Linked DNA regions of Homo sapiens: region 1 is linked to region 2. A link is an interaction called in ENCODE POLR2A ChIA-PET data of the cell type or tissue named here. Cell type or tissue: IMR-90. All regions are shown on one strand. Each heading gives the region's core, and the rest is flanking DNA. Links, peaks and the distances in the headings are about the cores only. Region 1 overlaps FARP1 (FERM, ARH/RhoGEF and pleckstrin domain protein 1). Region 2 overlaps FARP1 (FERM, ARH/RhoGEF and pleckstrin domain protein 1).

Region 1 (8,336 bases), core at 256-8,255, 53 kb after region 2:
CCAAAAATCCTACAAAAATGCCAGTAAATATACTTTAAGAGGACTATAGCAGCAGGAACAAGAGCAGATAAAACATTCTACTGACTTTTGGGTGACAGAAAGCAAGAGAGAGGTCTGTGATGATTTGTATCATAAGTGATGCTCAGAGAATTCCAACAAAATAGTCCAAAGCCCAGGAGGCTCATGCTGAATGGGAGGGGGAAGGGCGTGGGAAACAAGAGGGTGTAAGTCACTATACGAAGAGGCTAGACCTTTGCACCCAGGGACCCTCTCCCACCTACCCAAACCCCAAAGAAGTTTATTACCCAAGGACATTGAACCAGGAAAATTAGAAACTCACATACGCCAGGCACAATGACGAAGAGGGTGTGTGTAATTCAGGGCTGAAAATGAGGCACGAGGTGTTGGGAATTGAGGAAGAATCAGTCTACTTACTGTACCAGGAAACCTCCACAGTCCCCTTCTTCCATCCTGCTTCCAGAATAGCTTATCCAGGTTTATTCCAGGCAGGGCTGGTAGAATTATTCTCAGGACCATCTCAATGAGCACATATACTGATATTTGAGGATTTCCTTTGACAAAAATGACCAGTTGCTGCTTCATCATTTTAAAGAAAAATCAACAATTGACAAGCCCCATCCATGTGCACAAAAATTCCAACCTGATTTTAAGTGCCTTGGATCAGCCAAAGATCAGTACGCATTCAAGAAAAGCCTGCAAAATGAAAGTCACATCCAAAACAAAGAAGAGGAAAAAAACCTTCTAAAAACATGTAGATGGCCGGGCGCGGTGGCTCACACCTGTAATTCCAGCACTTTGGGAGGCCGAGGTGGGCAGATCACTTGAGATCAGGAGTTCGAGACCAGCCTGACCAACATGGTAAAACCCTGTCTCTACTAAAAATACAATGATTAGACCAGGTGCGGTGGCTCACACCTGTAATCCCAGCATTTTGGGAGGCTGAGGTGGGCAGATCACAAGGTCAGGAGATAGAGACCATCCTGGCTAACACGGTGAAACCCCATCTCTACTAAAAATACAAAAAATTAGCCGGGCGTGGTGGCACACACCTGTAGTCCCAGCTACTCAGGAGGTCGAGGCAGGAGAATTGCTTGAACCCGGGAGGTGGAGGCTGCAGTGAGCCGAGATCGCGCCATTGCACTCCAGCCTGGGTGACAGAGCAAGACTCTGTCTCAACAAATAAACAAACAAACAAAAATTAGCCAGGCATGGTGGCGCATGCCTGTAATCCTAGCTGCTTGGGAGGCTGAGGTGGGAAGATTGCTTGAACACGGGAGGCAGAGGTTGCAATGATCTGAGATCGCGCCACTGCACTCCAGCCTGGGTGACAGAGTAAGACTCTGTATCAAAAACAAAAAAAATGCAGACATTCTAGGGAGCAGAAGAAAATGTTTTAAAATCTAGACTATTCCCCAAGAGAATAAGAATCTCTTCCAAAATACAAGAAGAGTTGCTATGGAAAAAAGGCCAATAGCTCCCCAAAATTGATAATATGGATAATTGAAAGTTTTATTTCTATATTAGTTTATAAAGATTAATTTGAAGAGATCTCATAGAAAGTAAGGCAAAACATAACTACATGGAAAATTTTAAAGGTAGGAAAGTAGAGAATCTTCCTAAAGCCCTAATAATCAAATAATATGAAGTTTTTTTAGAAGAATTTTTTTTTGAAAACTTAGGAAATATCTCAGACTGATGGACAATGGTCTCCAGACTAAATGGAGAAAGCAAAATACCCAGCATAATTTTAAAAGGATCTACACCGAAGTACATGACAGAAGTTGTGACACTTTAAAATCTTAAGATTCTAAAATGTTCCAGGGAGAAAAAGAAAAAATTAAATCATATCCAAAATATGTTAGAAGACAACGGAGCAATGTCTTCAAAATTTCAAGGATAGTAGTTTCCATTTTTAACTCTGTATGTAGTAAAATTATCAAGGAAATCTAAGCATGCCTTAAAGTTTCTTGTTGTTGTTCTTTCAAGAGACGAGACAAGGTCTTGCCCTGTTTCCCAGGCTGGTCTTGAACTCCTGGCCTCAAGCAATCCTCCCACCTCAGCCTTCCAAGTAGCTGGAATTACAAGCATGCACCACTGCATCCAGCAAAGATATTTTCACATGTTAAAGATTCAAAAGAAATGTAGCTTCTTTACCTTTCTGAGAAAGCTACGGGTGTATGTGTTCTACCAAAACAATGCAGTAAATCATGAAATGAGATGATACGGAATCCAGAAAAGAGCGTGTCCAAGAAAGAAGAAGGGTAAAGGAAAGCCCCTGAATGATGGTTGTGAACTACGCCTAGAGTACAACCCATTCAGATAGAAGCTGAAGGATGGGGGTGCTACAGAAGGTGAAGCACCAGGAAAAAGGATGATGGGGGAACTGAATGGCTATATATGGCTTAGAGATCAGTACAAATTAGTTGAAAGAAAACTGATAGGTCGGTTCAAGTTATTAGCAATGGATACGTAGAAAAATCAAACAAATTTTAAAAAATGAATTATCTTAACAACAAAAAAAAACAGTTTTTGAAGAAAACTATCATAGGGCATTATCTGGCTCAGCAGTGAACAAGTCCACACAGTCATAATGATATACACACCAACATTGAGTTAAACAAAGACTGCACTGCAAACCACATTGGGTGAGTCCAGCGGGGGTTGAGAGCTGATCCCCCCTGCCCACAGCAGGAAGTACAGGACACCTGAACATTTCAACTACTTCTTAAACAGCCTCTCAGCTCAAGATCCTGTTTTCTGATCTTCTAACAAATCCACAAGGTCTCAAAGCATTTATCACTCCAATCACTTTGGGAAGGGCTCTACCAGAATGAAGGGGGAAAAAAAACACAGAAATCAGAAGATAAGCTCCAGGAAACAAATTTCAAGAAAGAGAAGCAAAGGGGATCATCAGGGTCATGGGGAGATCCCTGAAGCTGTCCAGGACAAAGATCCTACATCAGGTGATAGAGGCAAGGGGAACCCCCCCAGTAGATTACAGTAGGGGAGACCCCAGGACGCTGACCAGGCCAGTGAGAAACCTGGCCCAGTCTGAAGACTTCTGGACAAGGATCTCTCAAGGATGAAACAGGATATCTAATGATCTGATTAATCTGAAGAGACTAAAAGTCGATTTAGACAACAGGTGAGAGTTTCAGAATTAATTAGATACATATGTGGAAAATGAAGCAAAGGAAAAGCAAGATAACCATTGACTCCACAGGAAACAAAACTCAGCGATAAAGGAAAATTAGTTATGGTATATACATGAGCCACAAAGCTTATGATGCAGTTTAGCTGTCAATAGTGATAGTAGAGTCTATTACAACAGCATGGCACCAAAACTTTTTTATTTATTTATTTTATTTTTTTTTTTTGAGATGGAGTCTCACTCTGTCACCCAGGCTGGAGTGCAGTGGCACGATCTTGGCTCACTGCAAGCTCCACCTCCCGGGTTCACACCATTCTCCCACCTCAGCCTCCCAAGTAGCTGGGACTACAGGCACCCGCCACCACGCCTGGCTAATTTTTTCTATTTTTAGTAGAGACGGGGTTTCACCGTGTTAGCCAGGATGGTCTCGATCTCCTGACCTCGTGATCCACCCACCTCGGCCTCCCAAAGTGCTGGGATTACAGGCGTGAGCCACCGCACCCGGCCAGCATGGCACCAAATCTAATCTATTGGAAGGCTCTTTATTCGTGTATAGCTGTGCATCATTACTACTGATTATTATTAGAAAAATAAAATTAGATCCCAATATTACTTGAGTCAATGTAGACTTTTTTAAATGAATCATAAAGTTCTAGAAGACAACATAAGATTTTTTAAAACTGTTTGCGGCCAGGCGCAGTGGCTCATGCTTGTAATCCTAGCACTTTGGGAGGCTGAGGCGGGCGGATCATTTGAGGTCAGAAGTTCGCGACCAGCCTGGCCAACATGGTGAAACCCTAGCTCTACTAAAAATACAAAAATTAGCTGGGCGTGGTGGTCGACACCTATAATCTCAGCTACAAGGGAAGCTGAGGCAGGAGAATCACTTGAACCAGGGAGGCAGAGGCTGCATTGAGCTGAGATCGCGCCACTGCACTCCAGCCTGGGTGACAGAGTGAGAGTGAGACTGTTTCCAAAAAAAAAAAAAAAAAGTAAAACTGTTCTCAAATTGCAGATCTCTCTAAGCATGACCTAAATGCTACATGCCATAAGGGAAAAAAACTAAAAAAGTGCAAAGCCAAAAGCAAACTAGGAAAAAGTACTTGAATTACATATTATAAAGGGCTGATTTTCTCCATATACAAAGGAACGCCTATAAATCAATTAAGAATTCTCCATATATAAAGGAAGTCCTATAAATCAATAAGAAAAATATTTGCAACCTCCTAGAAAATTGGCCAAGGGACAGGAACAGGGAGTAGAAGGATGGTCAAGAAAATACCAATGGCTTGTCGAGTTGTCAACGTTTGAAAATGTATTCAACCACAACGAGTAGTAAGAAAAGTGCAAAATGACAATTAAGAAAAACTGGACCGGGTGTGGTGGCACATGCCTGTAATCCCAGAACTTTGGGAGGCCGAGGCAGGCAGATTGCCTGAGCCCAAAAGTTCAAGATCAGCCTGGGACACATGGCAAAACCCAATTTCTACTAAAAATACAAAAAAATTAAGTCAGGTGTGGTAGTGCACGCCTATAGTCTCAGCTTCTTAGGAGGCTGAGGTAGGACGATCCCTTGAGCCCAGGGAGGTCAAGTCTGCAGTGAACCATGATCACGACACTGCACTTCAGCCACAGTGACAGAACGAGACCCTGTTTCAAAAAAAAAAAAAAAAGAAAGAAAAACTGGCATCTCACTGATCAGATTAGGACAGGTGAAAATATTTGCCATCACTGTAGGTTTCCGGTTTGGGAAAAACAGCCTCAACACAGTGATTAAGAGCCAACAGCAGATCCAGATTGTGTGGGTTCAAATCTCTGCTCTGCTACTTGAGGTGAACCTTGGGCAAGTTACTTCATCTCTCCTGCCTCAGTTTCCTCATCAGCAAAACTGTGATAATAATAATACCTCTCCCCTACAGGTAGCTTTGGGGATTAAACAAGTTAATATTTGTAAAACATTTGATATAGTTTCTAGCACAAAGTAAGCACTATATGCAAGTTCATAAAACGAATGAACGGTTATAAGGTTGTAAGCCATGGAGGGCAATATGGCAATATCTATGTATATTAAAAACAAATACAGCCTTTGACCACTGATCCTACTAGGATTTTATACTTCAGGTATCACCCATCTTCAGTGTGGTGTCATTTAGACCAGCAAAATATTCAGAACAACCTAGATGTCTATTGACAGGGAAAATTTTACAGATTATTTAATGGTACCCTCTGTTTATATGCCGATAAAAAGAATGAGGCCAATCTGTATGTACTAATATGAAACCATCTTCGGAGTGTATTAAACTGAAGAGAACAAGCACAACACCATATTTAGGGTATGCTACTATTCATGCTAAATGTCTATGCATAAAAGACTTCTGGGCTGGGCGCAGTGGCTCACACCTGTAATCCCAGCACTTTGGGAGGCCAAGGCAGGTGGATCACCTGAGATCAGGAGGTCGAGACGAGCCTGGCCAACATGGCAAAACCCCACCTCTACTAAAAATACAAAAAAATTAGCCAGGCGTGGTGGTGTGCACCTGTAATCTCAGCTACTCTGGAGGCTGAGGCAGTAGAATTGCTTGAACCTGGGAAGCAGAGGTTTCAGTGACCCGAGATCGCACCACTGTACTCCAGCCTGCATGACAGAGTGAGACAAAAAAAAAAAAAAAAAAAAAAAAAAAAAAAAACCCCTTCTGGAAGGGTTTTTTTTTTTTTTTTAATGATGAGAGATTATCATATTAAGGTCTTACCAGGTTTGTTTTAATGGGAAAAAATTACTAATGATGCTGAAGTGTTGGGAAAAGTCTTTTTTAAATAGAGTAAACTTTCCCCTGTAAATTTTCATTATTTGTGTAACAAACTTTTTCCCACGGCCTTCTGTTAAAACAAACTTTAGACTGACAAAGGGTCAACTGTCCTGAACTCTGAATTGGTGGGGTTTAAAAATCAATGCATGTCCACCTTTGGGCACAGAGGAGCACTCACAATATCTTCAATAGTTACAATCTGCCTCAAAACACTGACATTTCTCCTCAAAAACTGTTTCATTTCTTTTAATATCAGCATAACATGCCAAGTTACAGTATGATTTTAAATTACTTAAAGGATAAAGAAGAATGAGACCAACGAAGCAATCATCACATCATTCACTTTGGACAATTTTTTTTTTTTTTTTTTTTTTTTGAGACAGAGTCTGGCTTTGTCACCCAGGCTGGAGTGCAATGGCTCAATCTCGGCTCACTGCAACCTCCACCTCCCAGGTTCAAGTGATTCTCTTGCCTCAGCCTCCAGAGTAGCTGGGATTACAGGTGTGTACCACCACACTCAGCTAATTTTTGTATTTTTAGTAAAGACAGGGTTTTGCCATGCTGCCCAGGCTGGTCTTGAACTCCCGACCTCAAGTGATCCACCCACCTCGGCTTCCCAAAGGGCTGGGATTACAGTCATGCACCAACACGCTCAGCTAATTTTTGTATTTTTAGTAGGGATGGGATTTCACCGTGTTGGCCAGGCTGGTCTCGAACTCCTGACCTCAAGTGATCCACCCGCCTCGGCCTCCCAAAGTGCTGGGTTTATAGGTGTGAGCCACTGCGGCCGACCCACTTGGGACAATTCTAACTGACAAACCTCTCAACCTGCCAGACCATGGCTCTATTTTGGAGATCTTCCCCTTTCACACATATTTACACATTAGATGGTGGAGGAGGAAGCCAGAACAACAATGAAGAATGCTATGTAATTCCTAAAACAATTAAGAATATCAGCTTGTTTTGTATTAAACAAAAATCTAAGTTCTCTGAAAGACACCTCTCATTGGGTTCACAGCAGTAGGTAAAGATGCATACAAATGAAGGCCACAGATGTGTTGCTTTGTTGTTTAATCAAATACAAATCAAAAGAATCTTAAGCCAAGGGATTCAATTAGAAAGAATTAAAAGGCTTTTGAGCATAAACCTACCAAGAGCAACCCAGACTCTCTGACTCTTTCAAACTAGAACTAAAATGTCCTAGTTTCAGACTAGAACTAAAATGTCCTTTCCCACATTCTCAAGAGTTCCTGAAATGCTGCCCTGTGGCTGTCAGGTAAACAGTCCAGATGTTCCGTCACCCGCCATATGGTGAAAACAAACGCCACGCCCCCAAAACGGACCAAGGTGGCCCGCAAATTAACAAATGGAGGCAAACTATCCATATGCCAATTTCCTGGGCCTTTCTGTCCTTCGTTTCCTGCACAATCTTACATGCTATTAGGTAAACTCTTCATTAAAAGTAAGGCATTCACAGGACTTAGTGCCAACAGGATTATTCATGGAGGTACAGTCAAGCAATCCAGCAATTAGAATTAAGCTAAAGAAGGATAATCTTGAAGTGTTTAGAAAAGGTCATGCTGGCCGGGTGCAGTGGCTCATGCCTGTAATCCCAGCACTTTGGGAGGCTGAGGCGGGCGGATAACCTGAGGTCAGGAGTTCAAGACCAGCCTGGCCAACATGGTGAAACCTCGTCTCTATTAAAAATACAAAAATTAGCTGGGCGTGGTGGCGGGTGCCTGTCATCCCAGCTACTGGGGAGGCTGAGGCAGGAGAATCACTTGAATCTAGGAGGCAGAGGTTGCAGTGAGCTGAGATCGCGCCACTGCACTCCAGCCTGGGCGACAAGAGCGAAACTCCGTCTCAAAAAAAAAAAAGAAAAGGCCATGCTAAGTTTAATTTATAAGCCACCACTGGATGATACCATACTACCAAGTAAGTATTTTTGATTGCTGGAACCTGGGAGGCAGAGGTTGCAGTGAGTCTAGATCACGCCACTGCACTCCAGCCCGGGTGACAGAGTGAGATCCCATCTCAAAAAAAAAAAACACCAACAAATAAGGATTTGATTTGATTTTCCTAAATGGCTATTTGGGATTTGAAGGGGAGGGGCAATTTTTTGTTTTTAATTTTTAACTTTTATTTTAGGTTCAGGGTACACGTGCAGGTTTGTTATATAGGTAAACTCATGTCACAGGGGTTTAACAGAAGGTACTAAGCCTAGTACCCAACAGTTACTTTTCCTGCTCCTCCCCCTCCTGCCACCCTTCTCCAAGTAGGCCCCAGTGTCTGTTGTTCCCCTCTGTGTGTCCATCAGTTCTCTTCATTTAGCGCCCACTTATAAGTGACAACATGCG
Region 2 (8,336 bases), core at 54-8,053:
GCATTTTATAGTTCATGTCACAGGCAAATTACATCAAAACTAAACAATGAGCTGAAGAAAGCAACTGACCTGCTCCTTTCTAATGCTTTTGAACAGAGTCCTTTGAAAACACTGGATCTAAATGCTTTTCCAGCTTGGTGGGCACCCAGGTGTGGCAAGCTTAACAGAGTAGCTTCTGGGGAGATGAGGAAATTGGAATGCAAGAAGTAAAAATAACTTTCCTAACATAAATTGAAACCAAGCAATCAACTTCCATTTGTTACTTCCAGTTTGTACCATTTACATAATCACTAAGAATCCTGGAAGTTAATTTCCAGAGCCACAGATTCTTTGTGATAAAAAACAAAGCAATGTCTTCTATGGCCAGGCGCTGTGGCTCACACCTGTAATTCCAGGACTTTGGGAGGCCGAGGCGGGTGGATCACCTGAGATCAGGAGTTCGAGACCAGCCTGGACAATATGGTGAAACTCCATCTCTCCTAAAAAATACAAAAATTAGCCGGGCATGGTGGCGGGTGCCCGTAGTCCCAGCTGTCGGGGGACTGAGGCAAGAGAATCACTTGAACCCCGGAGGCGGAGGTTGCAGTGAGCCAATATCGTGCCACTGCACTCCAGCCTGGTGACAGAGCAAGACTCTGTCTCAAACAAACAAACAAACAAAAAGAAATGCCTTCTTTTGGCAACACTACCAATGTTCCTTTCATGTCAACTGAAGGAAGACATTATTTCAAGTAAAACATTTGTCACAGAGTTGACTTCTCAGCCCTTGGTGACAGCACTGAGCCATCCAGGCTGTAAAACTGATGACTGCAGGTGCTCTCCCACTCCTGGGGGGCTCCCTGCTTCTGTCCCATCAGCTGCCACGCCCTGTCAGGTCTACGTCCTGGGTTTCTCCTGTATCTGTCAGTCCCCTGACATTGCTTCTGCAGGGCCCTGGCCCTTATCAGTAACTACCATGTGGAGATGATATTGCCAAAACCCTGGTCACTGGGCTTTCCTTCTGCAGACTCCGCCCTCTTCAACCCATCCTGCCCACTTAAGAGCACCTTCCGGCCAGGCACGGTGGCTCATGTCTGTAATCTCAGCACTTTAGGAGGCCAAGGCAGCCGGGTTGCGAGGTCAAGAGACCAAGACCATCCTGGCCAACATGGTGAAACCCCATGTCTACTTAAAAAAAAAAAAAAAAAAAAAATTAGCTGGGCATGGTGGTGCACGCCTGCAGTCCTAGTCCTACCTACTGGGGAGGCTGAGGCAGGAGAATCACTTGAACCCGGGAGGCGGAGGTTGCAGTGAGCGGAGATCATTCCACTGCACTCCAGCCTAGCAACAGAGCAAGACTCCGTCTCAAAAAACAAAAAAAAAAAGCACCCTCCACTGGCACCTGTCACAGGCACTAGCACAGCCAACATGTTGTATTATCCTAACGGCTCTTTATGGCCCCAGACCATTAACAAAGTGAGTGACACACAGGCTTAGGTGTATGTGGTCCTGGGCTGGGACTCCAGCTCCTTCTCTCCAGCACTCTGACCCGCGCCAAGTCACTTATGCCCTGTGAGACTAATCGGTGTTATTCTCACCTGCCTCACAGGTTCACTTAGCAACAAATGAGATAATGTACGGGCAGACTTGGCACAATGTCTGGCACACAGCAAGGGATTTTTCAGAGGGTAGTTATTGTTTTTATTCATTTTCTTATCACCAGTAGCACCTTGCCTTCCATGTTGATACACATTTGTGAAACCCGTATCATGTTTCCAAGACCACATTCCATAAAATAAAACCAGAGCCACAGAATTCCACTGTGGGTATCTGGTCCAACTTCCTGTTTGTATAAATGAGGAAACAGAGACCTATGAGGCTCTCCTTCAAAGTTACAAAGTGCTAACAGCTTTGAGAACTGCTCTTTTACATGATCATTCTATCTACAGAAGAGAAATCCCAAACTAAGTCATTCTGTGTCTGTCTTATGAGTTAAAATCATTACCTCCAGCTCAAATGCTCAAAGTGATAGAAGACAGCAAATAATTGAACATTCAAACATGGCAGATAGTTTTTTAAAATCAGTCCATTTAATATGTGCAATGTTTTTATATTTACATTCTAACACAAGAGCATCCAGCTGACTGAGCACTTCCTTCAAATGAACCCACAGAGCCCATATTGAGAAGACCTACCCTAGAGGATCTTGAAATCCTATGTCTACCTTAAAACCATTCATCCAGTCCATGGTAGAGGGACACATGATTCACCCAGGAACATCCTGACTCTAGGAAAATGGAAAAGTTTTGAAGCTAAGAAAATAGAGGAGATCAAGAAATCAGGAAAGCAAAAATGCACGTAAAATTTCTGAGCGCAAAGTGCAACCCCCTCAATTTTCAAGTTGATTAAACTGAAGCTCACAGAAGCTGCACGTAAGTCCACAAAAACGCAGTAAACGAGCTTGGCAGAAATGGAGGTTTCACGGCAATTGTCCAAGTGGTGCTTGGTTCTTATAGACCTTCCAAAAGGCCCCTTGGGACACAGCTTTGGCTTAGGTAATGATTCCCCTCCAAAGAAAGCCCCAGTTTGATGTGAGACTACACAGGCAGCTGTGGTCTAAGAGGAATGACTCCATCTGACAGAAGCACATGATTTTTTATTCTTAAGTGCTTTCATTCGCTTTCTTTTCTCCCATTGATCCAGCCAACAGCTCTACATTGAAAGCAGAGCCTCAATTCCGTGAAAGAACAAGAAGGAAACTAAAGTTCAGGGTGAAAGGAAGGAAGACAACCTACTTTCATGAGAACCAAATCTGTGTTCTCTGCAAGGTGTTTTTGCAGAAGATCTCATTAGAGCCTCACCTGGGCCTCAAGTGGTCGGTATTCTCCATGTGTAGAGATGAGAATGGGCAGCCACTCATGCAGCGCCACATAGGTAGGAAGCGAGGCGGCCCAGACCCAGGGCCTGCACTTCCCCTTTAACCCCTCCGTTTCTTATCATTGAGAATATTGTTTCCACTTAAAAGAGAAAAAAAGCAGCTTTTCAAACTTCCTCCATTTTCTCAGATCATGGCCCATTTTAAAGTCAGATTCAGACATTCTCAATTAGTTTATTCTTTTAATTAGGTTATACTGGTTTTTTTTTTCAGGGATAAAATAGCAAACAGCTGTTAAAGAATTACTGCAAGCATATCAGAGCTAGAGAACTGACTTTGATCACAAGGGTCTTAACTACAGCTGAAAGGGGTGCACACAAACATTTCAAGCCAGCTCTTAAATTCTACTCTTTGCTCCTGAGACGCCAGAAAGGAAAGCTAACAGTATTTAGCTAAAATGATTTATGAAAAAAATTTTTTTCCTCTATTAAAATAGCCAAAATAGCCTTTAAATTTAATCTCATGGGGCTACACTCAGACAAGCACCATTTATCAAAGTTAAATAAAACACAGAAATGACCATGCCAAGCAAAGTAGCCTTAAATTCTGTTTCAGAAACTTTGCAAATAAAAGGAGCCAAAAGAAACAGTGATAAGAAAAAAGAAACGCTGACTTATTTTTTAAAGCTGGGTGAACATGCTAAGTTCCCTCTGCTTGCTCTAGTTCAAAGCCCAGCTGCTTAAGCGGCGGCAAAAGCAGTTCTGGGCACACACACCTCCCTGCAGGTCTGAAAGGGCCAATTAAATTTTATTTGGGTCTATCCTCCTCCTCCTCCACCACCTCCACCTCTTATGTGTGAAGCATTTGGGGCAAAAGAAGAAAATTAAGTAGTCCTGGGATCTAAACACCTTCCTTCCATTATCAGTACAATCAGACCACTGGAGGGACAACCCCACTGTCAGGGAGGGACTCCATTCCAGGAGAGTCGGAACCGCTACACTTACAGAAGAGATAGACCCCGCCCCCTCAAGACCTTTAGTTAAATGTGTATTTCACCTCTTTGCGGGGAGAAAAAGAAAAAGAAAAAAAAAAAATACTTTCTTCAGCTTACCAAAAAGGGCACATTCCCTAAGATGGCTGAAAGAGAAATTAAGAAGGAAAACAGGCTGGGCACAGTAGCTCATGCCTGCAATCACAGCGCTTTAGGAGGCCAATGCAGGAGGATCACTTCAGTCCAGGAGTTTGAGACCAGCCTGGGCAACATAGCGAGACCCCTGTCTCTACAAAAAGTAAAAAAAAAATAGCTAGGTGTGGTGATGCGTGCCTGTAGTCTCAGCAACTAGGGGGGACTGTGGTGGGAGGCCCGCTGAGCCCAGAAGGTCAAGGCGGCAGTGAGCCAAGATTGCTCCACTGCACTCCAGCCTGGGTGACAGAGAAGACTCTGTCTCAAAAAATGAAAATAAATTGGGAAACAAAATTCATTAGAAATAAAAAATATGTGGCTGGGTGCAGTGGCTCATGCCCGTCATCCCAATACTTTGGGAGGCCAAACGGGAGGACTGCTTGACCAGGAGTTCCAGACTGGACAACATAGCAAGACCTCATCTCTACAAATAAAAATAAAAATAAATTAGCCCGGTGTGGTGGCATGCACCTGTAGTCCCAGCTACTAGGGAGGCTAAGGCAGGAGTTTGAGGCTGCAGTGAGCTATGATCATGCCACTGCACTCCAACCTGGGTGACAGAGCAAGATCTTGTCTCAAAAAAAAAAAAGACTTTTTAATAAATAAATATAGACAAAGACAGAGAAAATGAACACACTTCCATAAAGGCACAGTTGCTACCAATGAGCACAAGCCCAGCTCCTGATGTCAACTGCAGGGCCACAAAGAGGAAACCCTGAGCTTTCTGAAAAGACAAACTTCGGCTCCGTCCCTTTTTCTGAGATGGAGCTTATGGAGCCAGCTCTAGAATCTGTCACCAGTGGACACCTTACTCTGAACCAGAGCTCTCAGAGAATAAGCTCCCTATTGATCTCAAACCTAGGTTTCAGTGAAAATTAAAGGAATGAAAGAACTGTTACATTTCAAAAGGTATAATAATGAAATGAAATCAATGTTTAATCATGTATGGGACTGAATTTGTAACACTCCTAATTAGGTCTCCAAGATAGCACAGGCGATTCTGACACCAGAAAAGAACCTACGTGGTCTTTTATGACATACAAACTCATTACTTTTCTCAAAAACTTTAGGTCTTCTCTGATTTCAACTTAAACTTGAATTTTCTACTAATAATGTATTATCAAGAAAATATTTCTTTCCGTCTTCCATTTCCCATGGTCAAACAGCATAGAGTTCAGCCTGGAGTGCAGCATGGAGTGCAGTGAGTTTTATGAAAACAGCCACCCCACACGCACATAAGGCCAATCACAACATTTCCTGCGGCCCGCAACTGGCATGGGACATATAAATCGTGGCATGCTTCTTCACTCTCATCACATAGCTTTCTTTAACAGTAGACACACGGTACCCACTGTGTCTAATCAGGCTTTGGGGGCCTCAAGGTTTGCTCTAAGATTAAAAACCTCTTTCCTCAAAGATTTTACCATCTGTCTGGAGAATTCACAAATACAGTCACAAAAAGTTAATTTGTCAAGGAGCATGTCAACACAGGGTCCTCACTTCCAAAGAAGGAAAGGGGTTGGGGGTAGCCTTTAACATCATCAGGCCCCAGTGCCTAATTTTGCAGATTAAAAAACTGAGTCACTGCACCAGGAATAATGAGTGCGAGGGGCAAGATTAGAGACCATGATTCAAGGTCTGATTGGAGGTGAGCTATCAGCACTGTCAGGAGAGAAGGCTGGCCTGGAGCACAAGCCTGGGAGAGGCCTGGCAGTTGGTGGGATTTTGATCAATGTGTTCGGGGTGAGGATGGCGTGGGTGTTTAGAAAGAGGTAAGAACAGGGCAGCATGGGGTGAGGATGTGGGGCGAGGATGTGGGGTGGGGGAGGGCCGGGCCAAGCTGAACAGGGACCACCTCTGTGGGAGTAGGAGGCAGAGGAAGTCCGCGAATCTCACAAAGGAGGCGGCTCTTAGTGCCCAGAAGATGGGTAAGTTGAGGGTCTGGCGGGCCGGACTCCAATCCCAGCCCCACCTTCACGCTGTGAAAACACGAGGAAGGGACTCAGAAGCTCTTCCCACTTGCTCTTTCCCTTGTTATGCTAGGACAGCACCAACTCTCGTATAGTTAAACGACCGAGCAGAACTGTCACCAGTCAGTTTCATGCACAGGCACCGCTGCGGCGTAGGATATGATGACGAACAAGAACAAGAGGCCTTGCCCTCCAAGGAGTGGCCACTCTACCTGCAAGAGGCCAACACTAAGCAGGTAAACAAATAAGAGGGTGTTCTGGCATGAGAAGCTAATGCAGAAAACAAACCGCCGAGGACTGTGGTTGAGATGAGCCATGGGAGTTGCCCAGGCACCTCCCGGTGTACAGGGCCCCTCCATGGAGGCTCATTGCTCTCTCCCAGGCTCCCCGAGCTACGAAGCCCACACTTGATCCTCAGGCAAAGGATGAATGCTACTTAAGTCTCAGGAGCTACAAAAGCTCGAGTACAGCAGTGACAAGACAGCAACACGAGAAAGTTACAAGGATCATTTCCTGCGACGACGGTCGTAGACGCCGAGTTCCCTCTGCAGCAACTAACTCCTGCCCCTGCTCTCCTGGGGGGCTTCTGGGCTTCTGCCATCGTCCACCCGCCTGCAACTGGCCACCACTCCTTCTAACCCTTCGACAGGCACTAGGTGTCTTTTTTGTCACCTGTGAGCATCTTCCCCAAGCATTTTTTTTTACCAGGGCTGCTCAAAAGAAGCAAAAAATAAAAATAAAAATAAAAAATAAAAATGGCTGTGTCTTATTTCCTCTGCTCTTCCTATAGAAACACTGCTAATGAAAATACATAAACTGAATAAACACTTGGAGAGGAAACCATCTGCTTCATCCTACTAATGTCAGTGGGAACTGTGTTTGTTTACCCGCCGGGTCACGAGGAGGGGACACAGAAAACCTTCCCAGGAACCATCAGGGAAATGGCCTGGGCGGGCATAGGGGCACCTTATTAACCCTTTCAGATGCCCAAGAGTCACTCTGTTTCATAACCTCTGGTTGGAAGAGAAAGCTGCATATATCATAAACCACAGGCTGAAGCTTATTTGCACGGTGTTTTCCACATAAAGATGAAAAAACACCATGCAAGAATTTACTATAAATACTGCGCTTGAACTTTCCACTCTGCAGAGGAAATACCTAAAAAGACAGTCCAAGTTCAACCACAGAGGTGCTTGTGGAAACAGCTACAGAATGGAAAAGATCGTGGAGCTAACTGCCAAAGCCTCCCAAAAGGTAGATCTCTTTAATAATAATTTTTTTAGGGTACAAAGAAGGACGGAGACACCATGGAGAAGATGGTGTGGTTCTTTGTTCCAGGAAGTGTTTAGGGGATTTGCATTTTAAATGACTGCTTTGCCTATAATTCCGTATTTTAAAATAAAATTAATAAGCAAAGGCCCAGGAAATTCAACCCCCAGGGAAAGACACCAGTCATCCCCAAAGGAAACTGCAGGGACTTCTGGCCACGTGCCCAGCTCAGCTGCGTGGCAAATGTGACTGAGCCATGAGAAGTCATTCACTTGGGGCACTCCATCAAAGGACGTTTCCAGGGTCAGACACTTGGCCTTGAATTCCCAGCAAAAAGTTTCACAGCAAGGTTTTAAAGCAAGACTGGGGAGCTGAGTCTCTCACAACCCTGTAGTCACCTTCCTCCCAATCCCTGATGACTGGGCCATCACAGCCAGCCCCCATGCCTTTCAGCTGCTGCTGGCCTGGCCGTGGCTGCTCTTAAACAGCATGAGGTACTGACTCAGAATCAGCTCCACCAATAAAAATGCTGATATGTGACTTTCTACAGCCAGTTAAGGAATACATCTGTTTCCCAGAGGTTAAGAGAAAGATTCTGACCAAACTAGAAAAATTAAAATATGGCCAGGTGTGATGGCTCCCACCTGTAATCCCAGCACTTTGGGAGGCCAAGGCGGACGGATCACGAGGTCAGGAGATCAAGACCATCCTGGTCAACATGGTAAAAGCCCGTCTCTACTAAAAACACAAAAATTGGCTGGGTGTGGTGGCAGGCACCTATCGTACCAGCTACTTGGGAGGCTGAGGCAGAAGAATCGCTTAAACCCAGGTGGAGGAGTTTGCAATGAGCTGAGATCGCACCACTGCACTTCAGCCTAGAGACACAGCAAGACTCCGTCTCAAAAAAAAAAAAGAGAAAAAGAAAAATATGAATGGAGGAGACATGTGAAAACGAACAATGGCATTAATTCTACTTGTAAAATAAACTCACACTCACTCTAACAGTCAGCAAACATTTAATTAGCAGCTACTATATGCCAGGTGCCATGCTAGATGCTGG

Evidence for each region. Peaks named below come from ENCODE experiments on the same cell type or tissue, not always from the same donor. Only the 100,000 strongest peaks of a DNase experiment are listed, where the experiment ranks them.
Region 1: POLR2A ChIA-PET joins it to region 2 with 10 read pairs; 7 of 35 experiments call an interaction of 5 or more read pairs at or near these places.

The regions. Positions count from the first base shown.
Region 1 is chr13:98,163,234-98,171,569 of GRCh38, reverse strand. The region is part of intron 1 of FARP1 (FERM, ARH/RhoGEF and pleckstrin domain protein 1); the gene reads right to left. Among named protein-coding and RNA genes, the nearest start is that of RNF113B, 9.9 kb to the left of the region's middle. In IMR-90, for the core only: no CTCF peak of the experiment used is centred there; no DNase peak of the experiment used is centred there; H3K27ac peaks cover 399 bases.
Region 2 is chr13:98,215,651-98,223,986 of GRCh38, reverse strand. All of the region lies in intron 2 of FARP1 (FERM, ARH/RhoGEF and pleckstrin domain protein 1), which reads right to left. Among named protein-coding and RNA genes, the nearest start is that of MIR3170, 11 kb to the right of the region's middle. In IMR-90, for the core only: no CTCF peak of the experiment used is centred there; DNase peaks (open chromatin) are centred at 1,786 and 7,716; H3K27ac peaks cover 3,432 bases.